Regions from separate parts of the Homo sapiens genome. Here regions 1 and 3 are each linked to region 2. The links are chromatin loops, found by intact Hi-C in ENCODE. Cell type or tissue: B cell. All regions are shown on one strand. Each heading gives the region's core, and the rest is flanking DNA. Links, peaks and the distances in the headings are about the cores only. Region 1 holds the start of LOC124904424 (a long non-coding RNA gene). Region 2 holds the start of ILF2 (interleukin enhancer binding factor 2). Region 3 has its middle 14 kb from the start of S100A16.

Region 1 (6,829 bases), core at 959-5,958, 120 kb after region 2:
GAAGGCTACAGAGGGAGAACATTTGAGCCCAGGGGTTTGAAGCTGCAGAGAACTATGATTGTGCCTGTGAATAGCCACTGCACTCCAGCCTGGGCAACACAGGGAGACCTCATCTCTTAAAAAAAAAGGAAAGAAAGAAAGAAAGAAAAGGTTGATGAGGGGCCAGACATGGTGGCTCACGCCTGTGATCCCAGCACTTTGGAAGGCCAAGGCAGGCGGATCACCTGAGGTCAGGAGTTTGAGACCAGCCTGGCCAACACGGTGAAACCCCGTCTCTACTAAAAATACAAAATTAGCTGGGCGTGGTGGTATGCGCCTGTAATCAGGAGGCTGAGGCAGGAGAATCACTTGAACCCAGGAGGCCGGGGTTGCAGTGAGTTGAGATCGCACCATTGCACTCCAGCCTCGGCAAGAAGAGTGAAACTCCATCTCGAAGAAAAAAATTAAAAAAAGAAAAGATTGACAAGGAATCTTGGAGAGATCAGGTTATCAGCACCTGTAGCCCCTAATCAATTTTAGAATCACTAACAGTAAGACAACCAGATATTGTGCATCTCCTGAATGCAGTGTGCAGCATAAAATACCAACAATAAAGTCTTCTTGCCTAAAAGTGGAACCTGAATAAACCAAGCCTCTGAGCCAACATCCATTTATAGAGGAACGTATTCAATAGCACACACACACACAAAAATCAGACAGATCCAGAACATGCAAAATTTTACTGGAAAATTTACCCAGTCTCTTCAACAATTCAATGACATATAAGGGTGAGGGTTGGGGGTGTTTGCCTTTGATAAGATCATTAAGAGACACAATAATCAAATGCAGCGTATAAACCTTGTTCTTGATTCAAAACAGAAAAACAGTAGAAAGACATTTTTCAGACAATCAGGGATATTTGGTTAAGGACTAGGTATTAGATGATATTAAGGAATAATTAAAGAATTTTGTCATATATGATAATGGCATTGTGGTTATGAAGAAAACGTTTGTAATTTTTTTTTTTCTTTATTGAGACAAGGTCCTCACTCTGTCACCCAGGCTGGAGTGCAGGGCGCTTTCTTGGCTCACTGCAACCTCTGCGTCCCAGGCTCAAATGAACCTCCTGTCGCAGCCTCCCGAGTAGCTGGAACTACAGGTGCCCGGCTAATTTTTTGTAGAGATGGGGTTTTGCCCTGTTGCCCAGGCTGACCTCAAGTGATCAGGTGCTGGGATTACAGGCGCGAGCCACCAAGCCCGGCACCTCCTCCCCTTAACAAACATTAACTGAGAGCCCATCCTGTGCCAGACTCTGCTCTGGGCACACAGCTGGGAGCACCACAAAGTCCCCGCCCTCCTGGAGCTCGCTCTGGGGTAGACACGCATGAAAGCCGGTGTGAAATGCAGCGCCCTGGATTGAACATCAGAGACGGAGCCCACAGGAGTCGTGCGTTTCCTGCGGGGGCTGTAACAGATTACCATAGACATAAGGGCTTCAAACATGAATGTCTGATCTGATAGCTTTACAGTCAGACGCCTGACAGGGCTTTCTGGCCTAAAATTAGCGTTGGAAGGCTACGTTTCCTTCTGGAGGCTCTAGGGGAGCACGCGCTTCCTCACCTTTTCCGGTTTCTAGAGGCCGGGCATCCTTGGCTGTGGCCCCTTCCTCCTGCACATCGCGTCTCTGGCTCTCCATCTCTCTCTCCTCTCCACCTTCCTCTTCCGCTTTTAAGGACCCTCATGATGACATTGGGCCCACCTGTATAATCCCGGAGCACCTCTTTAAGATCAGCTGTAGCAACCTTAATTCCTCCCCGCCAGGTAACTTAGCACATTCATAGGTTCCGGGGATGACGACTTGGATCTCTCCAGGGCCCTATTCTGCCGACCACAGATGGGAAGGCCAATGGAGATGGACAGAGAAGGGAAGAGGGAGAAAAAGGCTCGGAGAGAGGCAGAGGACCAGGCTGACAGGAGAGAGGAGGTGGCTGAGAAAGGAGACAGTGTCCTGGGCGTGCTTGGGGACTTTTCGGGGGATTCTGTTTGCCAGCTGAGACTTTCCAGGGACGTTATTCCAGGAAAGCCTGGGCAGCTGTGAAAACTCAGATGACGCCAGAGGACTGTTCGGGGTTGAGCCAATAGGCAATTGTTGGAGAGGGAGGGAAGGAGGGCAGCTCTCAGCAAGTCCATGTTGGCGGCGTTTCCTGAGCTCCAAGGCTATTCCGGGCTCCATCCCTGGGATGGAGCTTCCTAGCCTGCGTCAGGACGGCGTTTGCCAGCGTTCCAGGGAGTGTGGGTCTATCCCCTTGGTGGCAGGAGGGAGGCTTTAATCAAATTCTCAAGGGGGCCTGGGACCAATAAAAGTTAACTCCTATCCTGAGTGTTATAAAAAGAAGTGCTTGGAATGTAAAATGCTGCAGTCACTGTGGAAGACAGTTTGGCGGTTCCTCAAAATACTGTTACCATGTGACCCAGCAACTCCATTCCTAGGCGCATGCCCAGGAGAACAGAAGATGTCCGTCCACACAAAAACATTTCCACGGATGTTTGTAGCAGCATTGCTCATAATAGCCAAAAAGTGGAAACAACCCAAATGTCAGTCTCCTGATGAGCAGATAAACAAAATGTAGTCTATCCATGCAATGGAATCTTATTCAGGGATTAAAAAGAATGAAGTGCTGAGACAGGCTACAAGATGGATGAAACTTGAAGACATTACGCTAAGTGAAATAAGCCAGACACGAAAGGACAAATATCATATGATTCCACTGTATATGAGGTACCCAGAGTAGCCATATTCATAGAAACAGAAAGTAGAATGGTGATTGGCAGGGGCTGAGAGAGGGCAGATGGGGAGTGAATGTTAGTAGGTACTAAGTTTCTTTTCGGGGTGATGAAATGTTTTAAAATAGATTGTGGTAATGGTTGTGCAACTCTGAAAATATACAGAAAGCCACTGAATTCCTTAAATGGGTGATGGGTGAAATTTCTGCTATGTAAATTATATCTCAGTAAAGCTGTTCCTAGAAAAAAGAGGAAGTGGGCCAGGCACGGCAGCTCACGCCTATAATCCCAGCACTTTGGGAGGCTGAAGTGGGGAGATCGCTTGAGTCCGGGAGTTCAAGACCAGCCTGGGCAACATAGTGAGACCCTATCTCTACATACCTACGAAAAATTTTTTAAAATAGCCTGGCATGGTAACACACACCTGCAGTCCCAGCTACTCGGGAGGCTGAGGTGGGAGAATCACTTGAGCCCAGGAGGTGGAGATTGCAGTGAGCTGTGATCTTGCCACTGCACTCCAGCTTGGGCAGCAGAGTAAGACCCTGTCTCAAAAAATAAATTTATCTCTTCTAAAAAAAGAGGAAGTGCTTGGCCCTTAGCACCACATTTCACTTCGTCCTTGCAACTGTGAAAGGCAGGCCTTGACCTTCTCCCCTCTTACAGGTGAGCAGATGGCAGAGAGGCGAGGATCACTAGGCTAAGATGGGATGGCTGTTTAGTGACAGGCCTTGGACCAGGTCTCCTGTATGGGTCATTCTTTGTCCTGCGAGCCATGCTGGAGTGTGGATTTGGAGGTGACAGGCAAGTGGCGCAGTCAGTGATGCATCTTCTCAGTAGCTGTTGGAGAGTGGGCAGTTCTGACAGCAGCAGGGGAAGCTGGCCGGGAGATGGGGCGTCTGAGTCAGCTCGGGCTGCCACAACACCAGACACTACATGGCTTAAACAACAGGACTTTATTTCTCACAGTACTGGAGGCTGGAAAGTCCAAGCTTGAAGGTGCTGGCCAATCCCGTTCCCGGCGATTGGGCCCCTCCCTGGCTTGCAGAGGCCTGAGTTCCCGTGGAGTCACCACGCGCCTTTCCTTGGTATGTGCACGTGGAGAGATCTCTCCTTCTCTTATAAGGTCACTAATCCAGCCGGGCGTGGTGGCTCATGCCTGTAATCCCAGCACTTTGGGAGGCCAAGGTGGGCGGATCACCTGAAGTCAGGAGTTTAAGAACAGCCTGGCCAACATGGAGAAATCCCGCCTCTAATAAAAATACAAAACATTAGCCGGGCATGGTGGCGGGCACCTGTAATCCCAGCTACTCGGGGGACTGAGACAGGAGAATCACTTGCACCCAGAGGCGGAGGTTGCAGTGAGCTGAGATCACGCCACTGCACTCCATCCCGGGCAACAGTGTGAGACTCTGTCTCAAAAAAAAAAAAAAAAAAGAAAAGAAAAAGAAAAAAAGAAAGGTAAATTTGCCTATGCAAGGACACGCAGCTAGTGATTTGTTCCACATCTGACCCCAGGGCCTATGCGCCTTTCCCTACCCAGGCCACCGCCATGACTCAGGAGGCCCCTCTGGGGAAGCAGCGGGAACCCTCATAGGAGGCTCCGGGACAGAGAGATGCAGGGCTGGGACGAGGAGGCCCCGAGGGGAGGCTGCTCGCTCTCCTGTCCCATGGAGGTCTCTGCTAGGGGTAGCCCCGTCCTGGGACACAGACACCAAGGACTGCTGTCTGAGAGGAGGAGGCTGAGTTGGGAGGGACAATGGCCTGAGTTGATTCTGAAGCCTGTGAGCAAGGTGGGACAAGCCGGAGAGGCAGCTGAGCAAGCGGGGGCGAAGACTGAGGGTGAGAGTTTGTGCTGAAGAGGCAAGGGGCAGCCTCAAGTGGGCAGGGCAAGGCCAGATGCAGAGGCTGACAGGAGTGGGCAAGGGGACCGGGATTCAGGGGGAGACTGAGTCAGGGGCCAGACAGGCTGGAGCTCCTAGGGTTGGAAGCTGGGTGATGGGGCCTCATTCTCTGCCACACGAGACTCCCCCAGCCCAGCCTTCCCCCTTATTGTCTCTCACAGATACTCCCATACATCCCTGGTACCCCTGTCATCTTTCCTAAGCTATGCTCTTTTTCAGGAGGGTGGCGTTTAGGGGAGGGTATCCTCCAGAAATAGCAAGTCTCAAAGTCAGCTCTTGCCTGAGTCCCAGTCTCCTTTGGTGGAAGGGTAGTCCCTCTTTTTGCATGTTTTAAGTGGTCAGCCTGGCAAGGGGCGGGAGGCCTGGGTTTCTTTCTTCTCTTTAGGATGGGGCTGGTCCTCCACCTCCCACTGGCTGGCAGCCTCCCGGCCCCTGGTGGCCCCAATCCATTGTCCCAATAAGAATAGAGAAAACAGCTTTGGAAATTGACACTATGAATGGTGCTGGGGCTGCTGGGCTGGGACTGAACTAATGGGATGAGGTCCCCCACTTCAGGCCCAGGCTCAGCACCTGGGACGGTGACTCTACTAGGAGAGTGGGGGCTCTGCACCCCTCCCCAGGACCCCCAAATTAGACTTCAAGCCACCCCTGTCCAGGACATGGATCCCCAGGGATGGGCTTGGGGGACCAGATGCCCCAACTCCTCCTAGAACTTCACTCTCATTCAGTCAAAGTTTGAGAGGGAGTAAGGGGTGGGTAATGGGCTGGGAGAGATTTCTGGAAGCTGAGAAAGGGGCGGGTCTGACCCCCCAACTTTGCCCCGCTCTCATTGGCCCTCGCCCCCTTTCCCCGCCCCAATTGTCTCGGTGTCTGGGTCCTGGCCCTGGGAGGAGGGGACAGTGGGGATAGGAGTGGGGAGGGGGCTCAGGCTGAAAGCAGAGAGAGACCCAGCTCCAGGAACACGAAGGCAAGGACAGTAGCCTTCAGTCTCGACCCCAGAGCTTGGCACCCCAGAACCTGGGCTCCCCAAAGCAAGACCAGGGCCCCCACATTGTGCGCCAAAGTGCGGGGTGGAGAATGCCCACAGCCCAAGGGCCCCCAGGCTGAAGGCAGGAGACTGGGGCTGCTGGAGAAGTTGCCCAGGCTGAGGGGCCGTGCCTGGCAGGGACATGGGGCTGCTGCTGCTGCTGCTCCCAGGCTGGGGTAAGAGGCTGAGCCATGGGGGCCATAGGGAAAGCCAGGGCAGAGGGACGGGGAAGAAAAAGAGGCAGGCATAGGGGTGGGAGAGTTGCGGGGCAAGGTTGGGGAAGCAGAGGGATGGAGGTGGCCGGAGTGGAGATGGAGAAACCCTGAGGACAGCAGAGGAGAGGGGTGAGCAGGAGGGGCAGGCAGGGCTGCGGGAGAGCTGTGGGGGGTGCTCTAGGAGCCCAGGCTTTGGGGCACAGTGGCTAGAAGGGGACCTGGGGGCCACGTGAGGCAAGTGGCTGAGCAGACTGCGGGGCATGCAGAGGCAGGGCCCCAGAGGCTTACCCACAGATGTCCCTGAGCCAACCAAGGCTGGCTGAGCCCCCTGCCCATGTGCCCCTCGGAGGCTCTGTCTGCCCGCCTATCCACCCCATCTGCTGGGGGTCCTGGCTCAGCCTTACAGGCTGAGTTATTGTATTTATGGGGGTGTGTGGGAAGGGAGGCTGTGGGTTCACAGCTCTGCTCATGCATTTCTGGGCCTGTGCTGTTAGTGTCTGTGGCCCTGTGCTTATGTATTTGTGACTTTGAGTCTGTAGGGACATCTATGTGTGACCTGTGTTTGGGGCCTCCTTGAGTGTGCATCTGGGATGGAATCTGTCTGTGTCTAGAAGACCTGGTGGCCAGTGAGGTTGTGATTTTTAATCCAAGTGTGTGTGTGTCCGTGAATGAGTGTGTGTGAGTGTAAGTGTGTTCCTTCCCTATTCAGAGGCCAGGGTCCTGGTGGCGGGAGGGGGAAGGGGGAGAGCCAGGAGTCCTGGGAAGCTGACCCTGCAGGCAGACAGGCAGATGGGCCGGTGGGGGAGGGAGGGGGCGATCCCATTGTCCCCTGGGGAGCACAATGCTCACGCCTCAGCCCCTGACCTCACCATTGTGCCCACCCCGCCCCCTCCCCGTTGCCAGGGCCCAGCTGAAAGAGGCCA
Region 2 (6,829 bases), core at 984-5,983:
TTACAACACAGCTACCTGTTACCCAAATTAAGAAGTAGCAGAGGTGAAATCACCCCCAAAACCACCACATGAAAGCCTGATACATCACAGCTAGCATAACAATGATACAAGTCTTGTCCCCAAGATCAGTACTACAAAGAAATTCCACTGTACTTTCTCATTTTAGGCTTGGCTTTGGATAATAGACAACTGAAAATTAAAAGTCAAGAGCCAAGGCAATTTCCACACTACCAAAGCTGCCCTTTCCTAAAACTAAATCATCAAAAACTCACCACTTCAAATGTCCCTGGAGCCACAATCAGATTATCAATCACATTGTTTATTTTTGTCACCAGAGAAAGGATAGATGCCTGAAAAACAGTATGAAACAATACTTGAAAATGAAAAATTATAAGCAATTTCTCAGAATTTGAATATTTTCTCCTAATCCCTTCCATACAAGCTGACTCAATACTGACATAGGGCTTTAAAAACACTTCATTCTGGCCTTGAATATATGGGAAGAGAACAACTCTTTGTCCCCAGTAAAAATAAGAATGCATATGTAATTTGTTTATATATCCACCTGGCTATCTCCACCCACAATGAGAAATAAGGAGAACAATTAAACCCTTTGTGGATTTCAGGCTCTGTTAACACCATTCTTAACCTTACCAACAGTTACTCTTTACCAATACTTTTAACTGCTTTAGAGACATTTCTGGAAGACAGCCAAAAGAACATACCTGTTCAGCAGAATTGGGAGCCAGGTCCTGATTCCTCTTCAGCAAGGCCTCACTGAAGGAAGTTTCATCAGGTGCTGGCTTGACCCGGGGAAAGGCCATTTCACACTAAACCAGAAGTAAACAACTACATTCTATTTGCCGAAGATAATATACAGGAGAGATTGTTTTTTCTATTACTACGACAGAAAAAGGTTAAAAACAGAAAATTCTACACTTGTTTTTACTGCTTAATTTGTTCAATTAGCTGGGCGTGGTGGCTCACACCTGTAATCCCAGCTACTTGGGAGGCTGAGGTGATAGCTGGGCGTGGTGGCTCACACCTGTAATCCCAGCTACTTGGGAGGCTGAGGTGAGAGAATCCCTTGAACACAGGAAGCGAGGTTGCAGTGAGCCAAGATCGCGCCATTGCAACTCCAGCCTGGGCAACAGAGTGAGACCCTGCCTCAAAAAAAAAAATTTATTCAAAGGCCAGGCACAGTGGGTCACGCACACCTGTAATCCCAGCACCGTGGGAGGCTGAGGTGGGCAGATCACTTGAGGTCAGGAGTTCAAGATCAGCCTGGGCAACATGGTGAAACCCCGTCTCTACTAAACAGACATACAAAAATTAGCTGGGCATGGTGGCAGGTGCCTGTAATCCCAACTACTCAGGAGGCTGAGGCAGGAGAATCGTTTGAACCCTGGAGGCAGAGGTCCTGATTCCTCTGCCTCCCAGGTTCAGTGCAGTGAGCCAAGATTGCACCACTGCACTCCAGCCTGGGTGACAGAGTGAGACTGTCTCAAAAAAAATAAAAAGTTCAAACAAGGATAAAAGCTGGAATAGCCATAATTTAAGCTATCACTATCTTTATAGTAACAGATATACCATAAATACAATTACTTGTTCAGAACAAAGATTATAATCATGTTTAATGCCAACAGTAGCCAAGGAATTATTCTCCCCACCATGCTTACACTGTTTCTGTATGTAAAGCAACACACAGTTGACTCAAAACCCCAAATCTTTTCACAAATCACTTTCCCTCCCTATTTCAACCATCTTTTTTTTTTTGTAGTGGTGCCATCTTGGTTCACTGCAACCTCCGCGTCCCGGGTTCAAGCAATTCTCCTGCTTCAGCCTCCCAAGTAGCTGGGATTAGACACATGCCCAGCCAACTTTTTTATTTTTAGTAGAGACGGGGTTTCACCATATTGGCCAGGCTAGTCTCAAACTCCTGACCTTCAGGTAATCCATCTGCCTCGGCCTCCCAAAGTGCTGAGATTACAGGCGTGAGGCACTGTGTCTGCCCTCTTCAACCACCATCTAACTTCATTAACTGGGAGATACTGGGCTCCATTTCAACAGTGACCAGAAAATGTGTATCATTAACCCAAGGTACTCACCAAATAGAAGTCAAATGGGATATGTGGTACAAAGGGCCTGAACCTAAAACATGAAAAACAGCCAAATTATTCCCTAGGTAGGAATCAAGCGAGATGTAAATAACACGCCAACAATTTTGAAAACATGTCAGTCCTCAGAATGAGTGACAAAGTCTCCGGGGAGGGAAAGAATCATTCTTAGCATAGTGGGGCCAAATTCATTTAACAGGAGTGCAGGAAAAGACCACAGTTGGCTCTCGCAAAACCAAGTGACATTAGTCTACTCTAAAACTCCTATTTAGATGACAAGCAGAAACTAACAACCAAGTGCAGAGATGCTAAAAGCTGGTACTCACCCTCCTCCTGGGCCTCCTCTGGAACCAAAGCGCCCACCACGACCACGGCCTCTGTCACCCCTAGAAATGCAGATTTTATTTTGACCTCATTGAAGGAATACCCACCGGCCATATCATCTTAGGTTGGCTACTTTCATCCCTCGGAACCTCCCAACGGTAGGCAAGAGACCCCACTCACACTTACACTTGTCCCCATTCCAAATGGTGCCCAGTTACACCCCCATAACCTCCTCTAAGTTAATCCAACCCCCATCAAGTAATGATGGGGCTCAGTGAGCCCTACACTTAATAACCCATAATCCTGGGCCACACGAATCCTAATACTTCGGAGGCTAAAGATTGCTCATTTCTTCACTAAGGTACACATTTATCGGGCGTGTCCTAATGTCAAGGCCTTCGCACTGAGGATGAATGCGGCTCGCTCCAGCATTCTCAGCCCGGATGACGGGGGCGGGGGAAAGGTGGGGAGCTCCTCCAGGGGCTTGAGGACACCCCCTCATCGCAACCCTTCAGAGACAAAGGTGTCGAACCCCCCTCCCCACTCCTGGGCCCGAACCCCATCCCGGGCCCAAGTTTCCCCGCCTCTACCGGCCTCCATCTCTCCCACTATCCTAGACCAGGAGTTCTCAGGTTTTTGGCCAGCCCCCGGATACATGGCCCTTTCTGATACTCCGACTTCTTTCGGCCCACGTTCACAAAGTTTTCCGTCGAATACCTGAAACCTTTCGACCGCTTCGACCCACTTACCTCATGGCGCCTTAAAACACGAACAATGGAGGCCGCACCAACCGCCCCTTCCTCTGAGTAGCAGACAACTGAAGAGGCGTCTTGCCGGCGTGTCCCAATAAAACCCGGTGCGATTGGCTCCCGCCTTACCCCATCGCTTATGCCTATTGGCTTACTTTGTCAAACCGGGCTTATGAACCAATAAAAAACGCCTACTGTGTCAGGAACTAGCCAATAAGAACTGGTTCTATAGTAATGACGAATTTTTGATCAGACATTAGGTGGCACTAAAGAAGTCAGGACAACGACTACGTAGTGTTCTATAACAATCATGAGAAATTTTAGTTCTAGATAGCAGAGTGGCGCAGCGGAAGCGTGCTGGGCCCATAACCCAGAGGTCGATGGATCGAAACCATCCTCTGCTATCGGAGTTTTTTCATTGCCCTGTACGGCATACGTAATCTACGTTTCTTTAGTGAAGGAAAATATCTTGCCAATTTTCCTACCTCAAAAATGCAACCAATATCAGCTATTTTTGCCACTAGCAGTTGAAGTTGATGGGGAAAAGGGAGTTTAGGCAACTATGAACACTGCACGTCTACAAACTCGAAGCAGGAGAAACAGGTTTTAGATAGGAGAGGAGTATATTGATTGAATTAGTGTGGAAAACATGGTTTTCCATGTCCATGGAAACAGGTGATCCACCCGCCTCAGCTTCCGAAAGTGCTGGGATTACCGGCGTGAGCCACAGCGCCCAGCTTGGTTACATAAATTCTTTAGTGGTGATTTGTGAGATTTTGGTGCACTCATCACCCGAGCAGTATACACTGAACCCAACTTGTAGACTTTTATCCCTCACCTACCTCCCTTCCATAAGTACTTTTTCGATATTTAATTTACTACAGCAGAACGTAAACATCTTAAGTCTAAACGTATTCTGGCCACGTAACCACCATCCAGATTAAAATAAATATTATTAATTTTTAAAAAACAAGCAAACAAAAAGCGGACCGAGTGCGGTGGCTTGTGGCCACCCAGCACTGTGGGAGGCCGAGACGGGTGGATCACCCGAGGTCAGGAGTTCGAGATCAGCCTGGCCAACATGGTGAAACTCCGTCTCTACTAAAAATACAAAAATTAGCCGGCGTGCTGGCGGGCGCCTGTAATTCCAGTTACTCAGGAGGCTGAGGCAGGAGAATCTCTTGAATCCGGGAGGCGGAGGTTGCAGTGAGCTGAGATGGCGCCACTGCACCCCAGCCTGGGCGATAGAGGGAGACTCCGTTTAAAAAAAAAAAAATCTTACTTGAGGTTTGTTGAGCTTCTTGAATCAATGGCTTCAGGTTTGTCGTCCATTTATTAAATTTATCAGCTATTATCTCTTCAAGTATTAGTTTTACCTATTATTTCCCTCGTTCCTGAACTCCAAATAAAGACGGGTTAGACTTTTCCCCCAGTAATCTCTTTGTCTCTTACCCTCTCTTCTATTATTTCATTTTATTTAGACACAGGGTCTCACTCTGTTGCCCAGGCTGGAGTGCAGTGGTGCACCATCATAGCTCACTGCAGCCTCAACCTCCTGGCCTCAAGAGACTCTCCCATTTCGGCCTCCCTAGTAGTTGGGACTACTCAAAGGCACAGGCCACACCACTCCGAGCTAATTTTATTTTTTTTTTTGAGATGGAGTCTCCCAGGCTGCAGTGCAGTGGCGCTATTTCAGCTCACTGCAACCTCCGCCTCCCCGGTTCAAGCGATTCTCCTGCCTCAGCCTCCCGAGTAGCTGGGACTACAGGCGCCCGCCACCACGCCCAGCTAATTTTTTTTTTTTTGTATTTTTAGTAGAGACGGGGTTTCGCGGTGTTAGCGAGGATGGTCACCATCTCTTGATCTAGTGATCTGCCCGCCTCGGCCTCCCAAAGTGCTGGGATTACAGACGTGAGCCACCATGCCCGGCCCTGCCCAGCTAATTTTTGTATTTTTAGTAGACATGGGGTTTCACCATGTTGGCCAGACTGGTCTCAAACTCCTGACCTCAGGTGATCCTCCTGCCTCTGTCTCCTAAAGTGCTGGGATTACAGGTGTGAGCCACCTCCTTTGGCCCCGGGCTTACTTATTTATTTATTTTTGTAGAGATGGGGTACTTTATATGTTGTCAAGGCTAGTCTTTGTTTTGTTTTTGTTTTTGTTTTTGTTTTTGTTTTTGTTTTTGTTTTTTTTGAGACAGAGTTTCGCTCTTGTTGCCCAGGCTGGAGTGCAATGCGTGATCTTGGCTCACAAACTCTGCCTCCCAGGTCCAAGTGATTCTCCTGCCTCAGCCTCCCGAGTAGCTGGGATTACAGGCATGCACCACCATGCCTGGATAATTTTGTATTTTTAGTAGAGACAGGGTTTCTCCATGTTGCTCAAGCTAGTTTCGAACTCCCAACCTCAGGTGATCCACCCACCTCGGCCTCCCAAAGTGCTGGGATTACAGGCATGAGCCACTGCAAAGGCCTTTTACCCTCTCTTTTTATGCTTTTCATTCCTTTTTATCCATTCTTCATTTTAGGTAGTTTCTGCTGTCCTTTCTTCCAATTTATTACTTGCTCCTCAGTTTAGTCTAACATAGTATTAAATCTATCATTTGGTTCTTAATTTTGGTCTTTTAATATTTTGGGTCTGTATTATTATTATTTTTGAGACAGGGTCTCACTCCTGTTGCCCAGGCTGGAGTTCAGTGGCATAAACACAGCTCACTGAAGCCTCAACCTCTTGGGCTCAAGCGATCCTCCTGTGTCAACCTCCAGAGTAGCTCGGACTATAGGCATATGTCACCACACCCAACTAATTTTTTAATTTTTGGTAGAGATAAGGTCTCACTATGTTGCCTAAGCTGGTCTCCAACTCCTGGGCTCTAGTGATCCTCACCTCAGCCTCCCAAAGTTCTGGGATTACAGATGTGAGGCACCAAGCAGGACCTTAGATTTTCTATTTATTCTACTCCCAGGTTGCCCCTAGGAGTGCAGCCTTTTGAGATCCTAGCCCAAAACACGAAGGTGGTTTACCAAGGTTATCACCTTTGGGGACATTTGGACTCCTTTTTTTTTTTTTTTTTTTGAGAGTGAGTTTCCCCCTATTGCCCAGGCTGGAGTGCAGTGGCGCAATCTCGGCTCACTACAACCTCTGCCTCCTGGGTTCAAGTGATTCTCCTGCCTCAGCCTCCCGAGTAGCTGGGCTTACAGGCATGCACCACCACGCCTGGCTAATGTTTGTATTTTTAGTAGAGATGGGGGGTCTCACCATCTTGTGCAGGCTGGACTTGAACTCCTGATCTCATGATCCATCCATCTCAGCCTCCCAAAGTGCTGGGGTTACAGGCATGAGCGACCGTGCCTGGCCCTTTTTCTTTTTTTTAATTTAAAAAAATTGAAATGGGGTCTCGCTCTGTTGCCCAGGCTGGTCTGAAACTCCTAAGCTCAAGCCATCCTCCCGCCTTGGCCTCCTAAAGTGCTGGGATTACAGGTGTGAGCCACCACACCCGGCCTGGACTTCACCGGCCCCACACAACCTATTTTCTGCCACTAATTCCAAATCAGCAAATGACCCCAGGGTAAAATCAGCCCTACTGCTGGGCTTACTTCTCTACTTTCCTGTACTTTCATGCTGTCACACCAATAATTTCTC
Region 3 (6,829 bases), core at 722-5,721, 73 kb before region 2:
CTGAATCTGAGAAGTTGAGACCTCAGTGAGCTGTAATTGGGCCACTGTACTACAGCCTGGTTTACAAAGAAAGACTCTGTCTTAAAAAAAAAAAAAAAAAAAGCTGGGCATGGTGGCTCACAACTGTAATCCCAGCACTTTGGGAGGCCAAGGTGGGTGGATCATCTGAGATCAGATGTTCAAGACCAGCCCGGTCAACACGGCGAAACACCGTCTCTACTAAAAATGTAAAAATTAGCCGAGCATGGTGGCAGGTGCCTGTAATCTCAGCTACTCCGGAGGCTGAGGCAGGAGAATCGCTTGAACCCAGGAGGCAGAGGTTGCAGTGAGCCAAGATCACGCCACTGCACTCCAGCCTGGGCAACAGAGTGAGAATCTGCCTCATAAAACAAAAAATAAAAAATAGAACAGTGCCTGGCACATAGTGACCACTGCATAAGTATATGTTGATTGAATGCATGATACATGAGTCCTCACTGTCACCACCCTAGTGCTCAGGAGACAATCACAGTTAAGAACAGAAGCTCTGAAATCAGAGCGTCCGGGTTCCACCACTTATCAGTTCTATGATCTGCAGCAACTTATGTAACTTTTCTGCACCTTGGTTTCCTCATCTGTAAAATGAAAATAATGGAAGTCCTTACTTCATAAGCTCATAAGGATTAGGGAGTTAATACATGCAAAATACTCAGAATAGCACTTGGTATAAAGTAAGTACTCAACAAATATTAGGTGTTATTTTTTGCCTCCTAGCTGATCCTCCTGAATCTGTTCTGCCCCTCTTGATCTTTTCCGTATTGCAGACTGAGTGTAATTTTCCAAAAGGCAAATCTATGTCACATGCACAAGCACACACACACACACACACACATTCTCACATCACTAGAAAAACCATTCCTTGGTTTTTGTGTCCCCCAAGGCCTTGCCTACTTCTCCAGCCTTGCCTACTTCTCCATCCTTGCCTGGTACCTCTCTCCTCCTTGCTCTTGAGCTTCAGCCATGCCTGCTCTCTCTCAGTTACAAACTCATCATGCTCCCTCCTGCCATAGGGCCTTTGCCCATGATGGACCCTCTATCTGGAAAGTCCTTTTCCTCCTCAACTCCACTCTCACCTGCTCCCTTTGCATGGATAACTTACGCTTATCTTTCAGATCTCAGCTCAAGTGTCCCTTCCACAAGGATCTTCCCACACAAACGCTAAGTCAAGTTTCTTTGTTAAAAATTCCTACAAATGTGATCCTTTAGAAGTTATCTCAATTTGTAATTATCCACTTGTTTATGTGACCATGTGGCTGTCTGCTGACTCTTCCTCCAACTTGTAAGCCCCATAAAATCAGAAAGCATGTCTGTTTCTACTCTTTTTGCTATAGCATCTACTGTGTCTGGCATGTACAAGGTACGTTATTCTTTTTGTTTCGTTTTTTTGTTTTTTTGAGATGGAGTCTCGCTCTGTCGCCCAGGCTGGAGTGCGGTGGGGCGATCTTGGCTCACTGCAGCCTCCGCCTCCTGGGTTCAAATGATTCTCCCACCTCAGCCTCCCAAGTAGCTGGGATTACAGGCGTGCACCACCACGCCCGGCTAATTTTTGGGGGTTTTTTTTGTTTTTTGGTTTTTTTTAGTAGAGACGGCATTTCTTCACATTGGCCAGGCTGGTCTCAAACTCCTGCCCTCATGGTTTGCCCACCTCTGCCTCCCAAAGTGCTGGGATTACAAGTGTGAGCCACCACGCCTGGCCTTAAGGTACTTTATTCTTACTGAATGAATAAATGAGTCTGCAGCAGAAACAACACAGCCACTATACAGGGCCTCTGAGGGACACTCTTAGTCCTCCATAATTATTGGGGCCAAAACCGGACAAGAACCTCTGCCCTTTGGGCAGTCCACACAGAGTTAGTAAAAGATGGGGTCTGAGTCACAAGTCTCCTGATCATCAACAGTGAGTCCTTGGCTGAGTCACATCACCTCTCTGAACCTTGACATCTTCATGTGTAAAATGTGGGTCATGATACTTATCTCACTGCAGTTGTTAAGAGGAACAAAAAAACCTTGAATGTGAAAGTGCTCATTAAAACTTTTGCCAGGCGGGCGTGGTGGCTCACATCTGTAATCCTAGCACTTTGGGAGGCCGAGGCGGGCAGCTCACAAAGTCAGGAGTTTGAGACCAGCCTGACCAATAATGGTAAAATCCCATCTCTACTAAAAATACAAAAAAATCAGCCGGGCATGGTGGCAGGTGCCTGTAATCCCAGCTACTCTGGAGGCTGAGGCAGGAGAATTGCTTGAACCCAGGAGGCGTAGATGGCAGTGAGCCAAGATTGCACCACTGCACTCCAGCCTGAGCCATAGAGAGAGACTCTGTCTCAAAAAAACTTTTGCCAGGTGCAGTGGCTCACACCTGTAATCCCAGCACTTTGGGAGGCTGAAGCAGGAGGATCGTTTGAACCAGGGAGTTTGAAGCTGCGGTGAGCTAGGATCATGCCACTGCACTGCAGCCTGGGTGACAGAGTGAGACCTTGTCTCTAAAAAAAAAGAAAAGAAAGAAATCCACTTTTGTGTGTGTGTGTGTTTGTGTGTGTGTGTGTGTGTGTGTGTGTGTGTAGTCTCACTGTGTTTTTCAGGCTGGTCTGGAACTCCTGGGCTCAAACAAACCTCCCTCCTCAGCCTCCCAAAGTGCTGGGATGGGAGCTCACAAGTGTGAGCCACCATGCCGAGCGAAAAACAACACTTTTAACACTGGACAAAGAAAGTATGTTTAGTTTTTCAAAAGGGACTTTACTAGGAATCTAAATGTAAAATAAAACCAAATTTACAGAAAATACAAAAGTTGACACAGATAGTTTCAGGTTTCTTACCCTATGTGACAAAATGAGCTAGGCTCTCACCCTAAAGAATGATAGATCTGAGGCCAGGTGCGGTAGCTCACACCTATAATCCCAGCACTTCGGGAGGCCAAGGTGGGAAGATCACTTGAGCCCAGGAGTTCAAGACCAGCCTGGCCAACATAAAGAGACATCATCTCTACAGAAAACTTTTGAAAATTAGCCAGGCATGGTGACCCTGCACCTGTAGTCCTAGCCATTCAGGAGGCTGAGGTAGGAGGATTGCTTGAACTGGGGAGGTCGAGGCTGCAGTGAGCCGTAATCACACCCCTACTCCAGCCTGGGCAACAGAGCAAGACTCTGTCTCAAAAATAAAAAACAATGACAGGTCTGCTATAGATGGGTTTGACAGGCACAACTTATTGGGCACCCACCACTTCAGTCCCAAGAGGGTCAGACACTGGGCCAGGCCAGCGCTGGACCCCAGACGGAGGAAAGGCCTTCTCTGCTCCACTGTGAGGCCCCACAGAGACCTGCTTCTGGTTCTTCTCTCTCCTGATATGCTCAGGGAGGCACCTGGTTCACAGCTCCTGGGTAAGGGAGGCATGCCCTTCTCTTGCCCCAGCAGTCCTGAGGGAGGCCACAGGCTGAGCCCACTGACCCTCCAGTGGCTGCTTTTTCTCCTTTGGGATCTCTGTGGCTCCAGGCTCTGAAGCCAAAGCTCTGCCTGCTGTTACAGTCCTCTGACCTCCTCTGAAGTTCGGCTTCCTCCCCAGAGCCCTTAAACCCCCTAGCAACAGGCTTCTAATTAGCATCACACACATACTCATTTCCTGCCAGCTGTCCTACAGTCTTGGTAGGGTGGAAGGGCTGGTTTCATCCAAGTACTGCGGGCAGTGAGGGGAGCAAAGCCCATCTTCTCTCAAGAAAGCAGAAGTGGTCCTGGGGACAGAGATGGGGCTGGCCCAAACAGCCTGCAGCTGTTCCCTCACCCCTCCTAAGAGAGTCTCTCTCTTGTCTCTGATGCAGAGATAATATTGCCCTCTCTCACCAGTTTCCAACTCCTTTTATTTATTTATTATTTATTTATTTATTTATTTTGAGACAGAGTCTCGCTCTGTCACCCAGGCTGGAGTGCAGTGGTGCAATCTTGGTTCACTGCAACCTCCAACTCCCAGGTTCAAGCGATTCTCCTGTCTTGGCCTCCTGAGTAGCTAGGACTACAGGTGTGCACCACCACGCCCAGCTAATTTTTTGTATTTTTATTAGAGACGGGGTTTCAACATCTTGGCCAGACTGATCTTGAACTCCTGACAATCTGCCTGCAATCTGCCTGCGTCGGCCTCCCAAAGTGCTGGAATTACAGGCGTGAGCAACCACATCTGGCCCCTTCTCCCTTTGGAAGGAAAGATGGGAATGCTGAGTGGGGTGAGAGGGAACAGGCACAGTATTGAGGACTGGAAAATGAGAGAGGAGGCAGGAAGGGCAGCTCTATCCTGAATTGCCTCCAGGATTTTCCAGGAGATCCCCCATCCCCTGGGCTTCGAGGAGCCACCTCCTTCACCACCACAAGGCCTTGGCACCATCATCTTTGCTCTGTCTTCTAGAAGGCTCTTTGCCTTTTTCCTCCTCACCCCCTCCAGGCCTGCCCCTCTCCTGCCTTCTGTTCCAGCCCAGCTCATGCCTCCTCTAGGAAGCCTTCCTAGGTAGCACCTACTCTGCATTGCTGGTGACCCTGCTGTTCCCTAAAGCAGTAGTCTGTCTTCACAAGGTTTGTTTCTGTGCTCCCTAAAGGAATTGTTCTTTTCTTGAGCCCTAAAGGAATTTCGTAAACTATGTACTGGCTTGCACATTTTTCAGGTTGACAGCTAAGATTTTTCATCATGCTTAAATCATTGCCAAGTGTGCAGTTTCTGAAGTGTTTTACATATTGCAACGTTTTAGAATATAACTGCTAAGATTCTGTTCTAAATATATGTTCAATTAAATCTAAATATCAGGCCGGACGCGGTGGCTCACACCTGTAATCCCAGCACTTTGCGAGGCCGAGGTGGGCAGATCACGAGGTCAGGAGATCGAGACCATCCTGGCTAATACGGTGAAACCCCATCTCTACTAAAAATACAAAAAATTAGCTGGGTGTGGTGGCGGATGCCTGTAATCCCAGCTACTTGGGAGGCTGGGGCAGAGAACTGCTTGAACCCAGGAGGCGGAGGATGCAGTGAGCCGAGACCGTGCCACTGCACTCCAGCCTGGCGACAGAGTGAGACTCTGCCTCAAAAAATAAATAAATAAATAAATAAATAAATCTAAATATTACAATGACTTGATACCCTCCACCATCCATTTATTTATTTAATTATTCATTTATTTTTTGAGACACAGTCTCACTCTTTTGCCCAGGCTGGAGTGCAGTGGCATGATCTCGGCTCACTACAACCTCTGCCTTCCAGGTTCAAGTGATTCTCATGTCTCAGCCTCCTGAGTAGCTGGAATTACAGGCATGTGCCACCACATCCAGCTAATATTTGTATTTTTTAGCAGAGACGGGGTTTCAACATGCTGGCCAGTCTGGTCTCGAACTCCTGACCTCAGGTGATCTGCCCACCTCAACTTCCCAAAGTGCTGGGATTACAAGCATGAGCCACTGCACCCGGCCTCCATCATCCATTTAAAATATGTATGTATGATAGAACAACCATACAGGAGATCAATAAGGAAACAGAGAACCTAAACAACATTATAGACCAATTGTCCCTAAGAGTATATATAGAATACTCCACCTGATGGCCGGGCGTGATGGTTCACGCCTGTAATGCCAACACTCTGGGAGGCCGAGGCGGGTGGATCATGAGCTCAGGAGATCAAGACCATCCTGGCTAACATGGTGAAACCCTATCTCTACTAAGAAAAATACAAAAAAATTAGCCGGGCATGGTGGCGGGTGCTACTCAGGAGGCTGAGGCAGGAAAATGGCGTGAACCCAGGAGGCGGAGGTTGCAGTGAGCCGAGATCGCACCACTGCACTCCAAGCCTGGGTAACAGAGCGAGTCTCCATCTCAAAAAAAAGAAAAAAAGAAAAAAAAAGAATACTCCACCTGATAGCATCCGAATACACATTCTTCCTAAACACACACTGAATATTTTCCAGGAGAGAGCACATGTTAGGTCACACAGAAAACCTTAACAAATTTGAGAAGATTGAAATCATGCCAAATATTTTTTATGATCACAATGAAATCACACTAGAAATCAATAGCAGTAGGAAAACTAGAAAACTCACAAATATGTGGAAATTGCACAACACACTTTTGAACAACCAGTGGGTCAAAGAAGAAACCACAAGGGAAATTATAAAGTATCTTGAGAAAGGCCTGGCATGGTGGCTCATGCCTGTAATCCCGGCGCTTTTGGAGGCCGAGGCAGATGGATCACGAGGTCAGGAGATCGAGACCATCCTGGCTAACACGGTGAAACCCCGTCTCTACTAAAAAAAAAAAATACAAAAAAATTAGCCGGGCTTGGTGGCAGGCGCCTGTAGTCCCAGCTACTCGGGAGGCTGAGGCAGGAGAATGGTGTGAACCCGGAAGGCAGAGCTCGCAGTGAGCTGAGATCGCGCCACTGCACTCCAGCCTAGGAGACAGAGCAAGACTCCATCTCAAAAAAAAAAAAAAATTGAGAAAATAAAAGCAAAAACACAACATACCAACACTTATGAGATGCAGCAAAAGTAGTATAAAGAGGGAAGTTTATAGTGGTAAATGCTAAATTTAAATAAAAGAAAGATGGCCGGGTACGGTGGCTCACACCTATAATCCCAGCACTCTGGGAGGCTGAGTGGGCGGATCACCTGAAGTCAGGAGACCAGACTGGCAACATGGTAAAAACCTTGTCTCTACTAAAAATACAAAAACTTAGCGGGGCCTTGTGGCATGTGCCTGTAATCCCAGCTACTCGGGAGGCTGAGGCACGAGAATTGCTTGAACCTGGGAGGCGGAGGTTGCAGTGAG

Evidence for each region. Hi-C counts contacts between places; a loop is a spot of excess contacts. Peaks named below come from ENCODE experiments on the same cell type or tissue, not always from the same donor. Only the 100,000 strongest peaks of a DNase experiment are listed, where the experiment ranks them.
Region 1: it touches region 2 in a loop (13-fold over the local background); 7 of 110 quality-filtered maps call a loop at or near these places.
Region 3: a loop joins it to region 2, with 15 times the contacts of the local background. A loop is called at or near these places in 5 of 110 quality-filtered maps.

The regions. Positions count from the first base shown.
Region 1 is chr1:153,788,339-153,795,167 of GRCh38, forward strand. It overlaps LOC124904424 (a long non-coding RNA gene), which reads right to left and starts at 2,320. Exons shown (of 2, transcript XR_007066632.1): 1 at 1,600-2,320; 2 at 701-1,444. It overlaps LOC124904426 (a long non-coding RNA gene), which reads left to right and starts at 1,715. Exons shown (of 3, transcript XR_007066634.1): 1 at 1,715-1,800; 2 at 3,730-3,848; 3 at 6,810-6,829. It also overlaps the pseudogene LOC343052. RefSeq lists enhancers at 3,307-3,840, 4,375-4,908, 4,909-5,440. In B cell, for the core only: no CTCF peak of the experiment used is centred there; DNase peaks (open chromatin) are centred at 1,583, 2,953 and 3,453; H3K4me3 peaks cover 2,305 bases; H3K27ac peaks cover 2,850 bases.
Region 2 is chr1:153,667,728-153,674,556 of GRCh38, forward strand. ILF2 (interleukin enhancer binding factor 2) reads right to left here and starts at 3,266. Exons shown (of 14, transcript NM_004515.4): 1 at 3,191-3,266; 2 at 2,444-2,503; 3 at 2,109-2,151; 4 at 726-830; 5 at 273-350. The coding sequence starts at 3,195. It overlaps TRX-CAT1-1 (tRNA-iMet (anticodon CAT) 1-1), which reads left to right and starts at 3,523; the gene lies at 3,523-3,594. RefSeq lists a silencer at 3,286-3,665 and enhancers at 3,706-3,845, 4,396-4,475, 4,486-4,535. In B cell, for the core only: a CTCF peak has its summit at 3,472 (motif pointing right); a DNase peak (open chromatin) is centred at 3,424; H3K4me3 peaks cover 2,526 bases; H3K27ac peaks cover 1,868 bases.
Region 3 is chr1:153,595,369-153,602,197 of GRCh38, forward strand. No RefSeq gene overlaps it. Among named protein-coding and RNA genes, the nearest start is that of S100A16, 14 kb to the right of the region's middle. In B cell, for the core only: no CTCF peak of the experiment used is centred there; a DNase peak (open chromatin) is centred at 3,683; H3K4me3 peaks cover 460 bases; H3K27ac peaks cover 2,892 bases.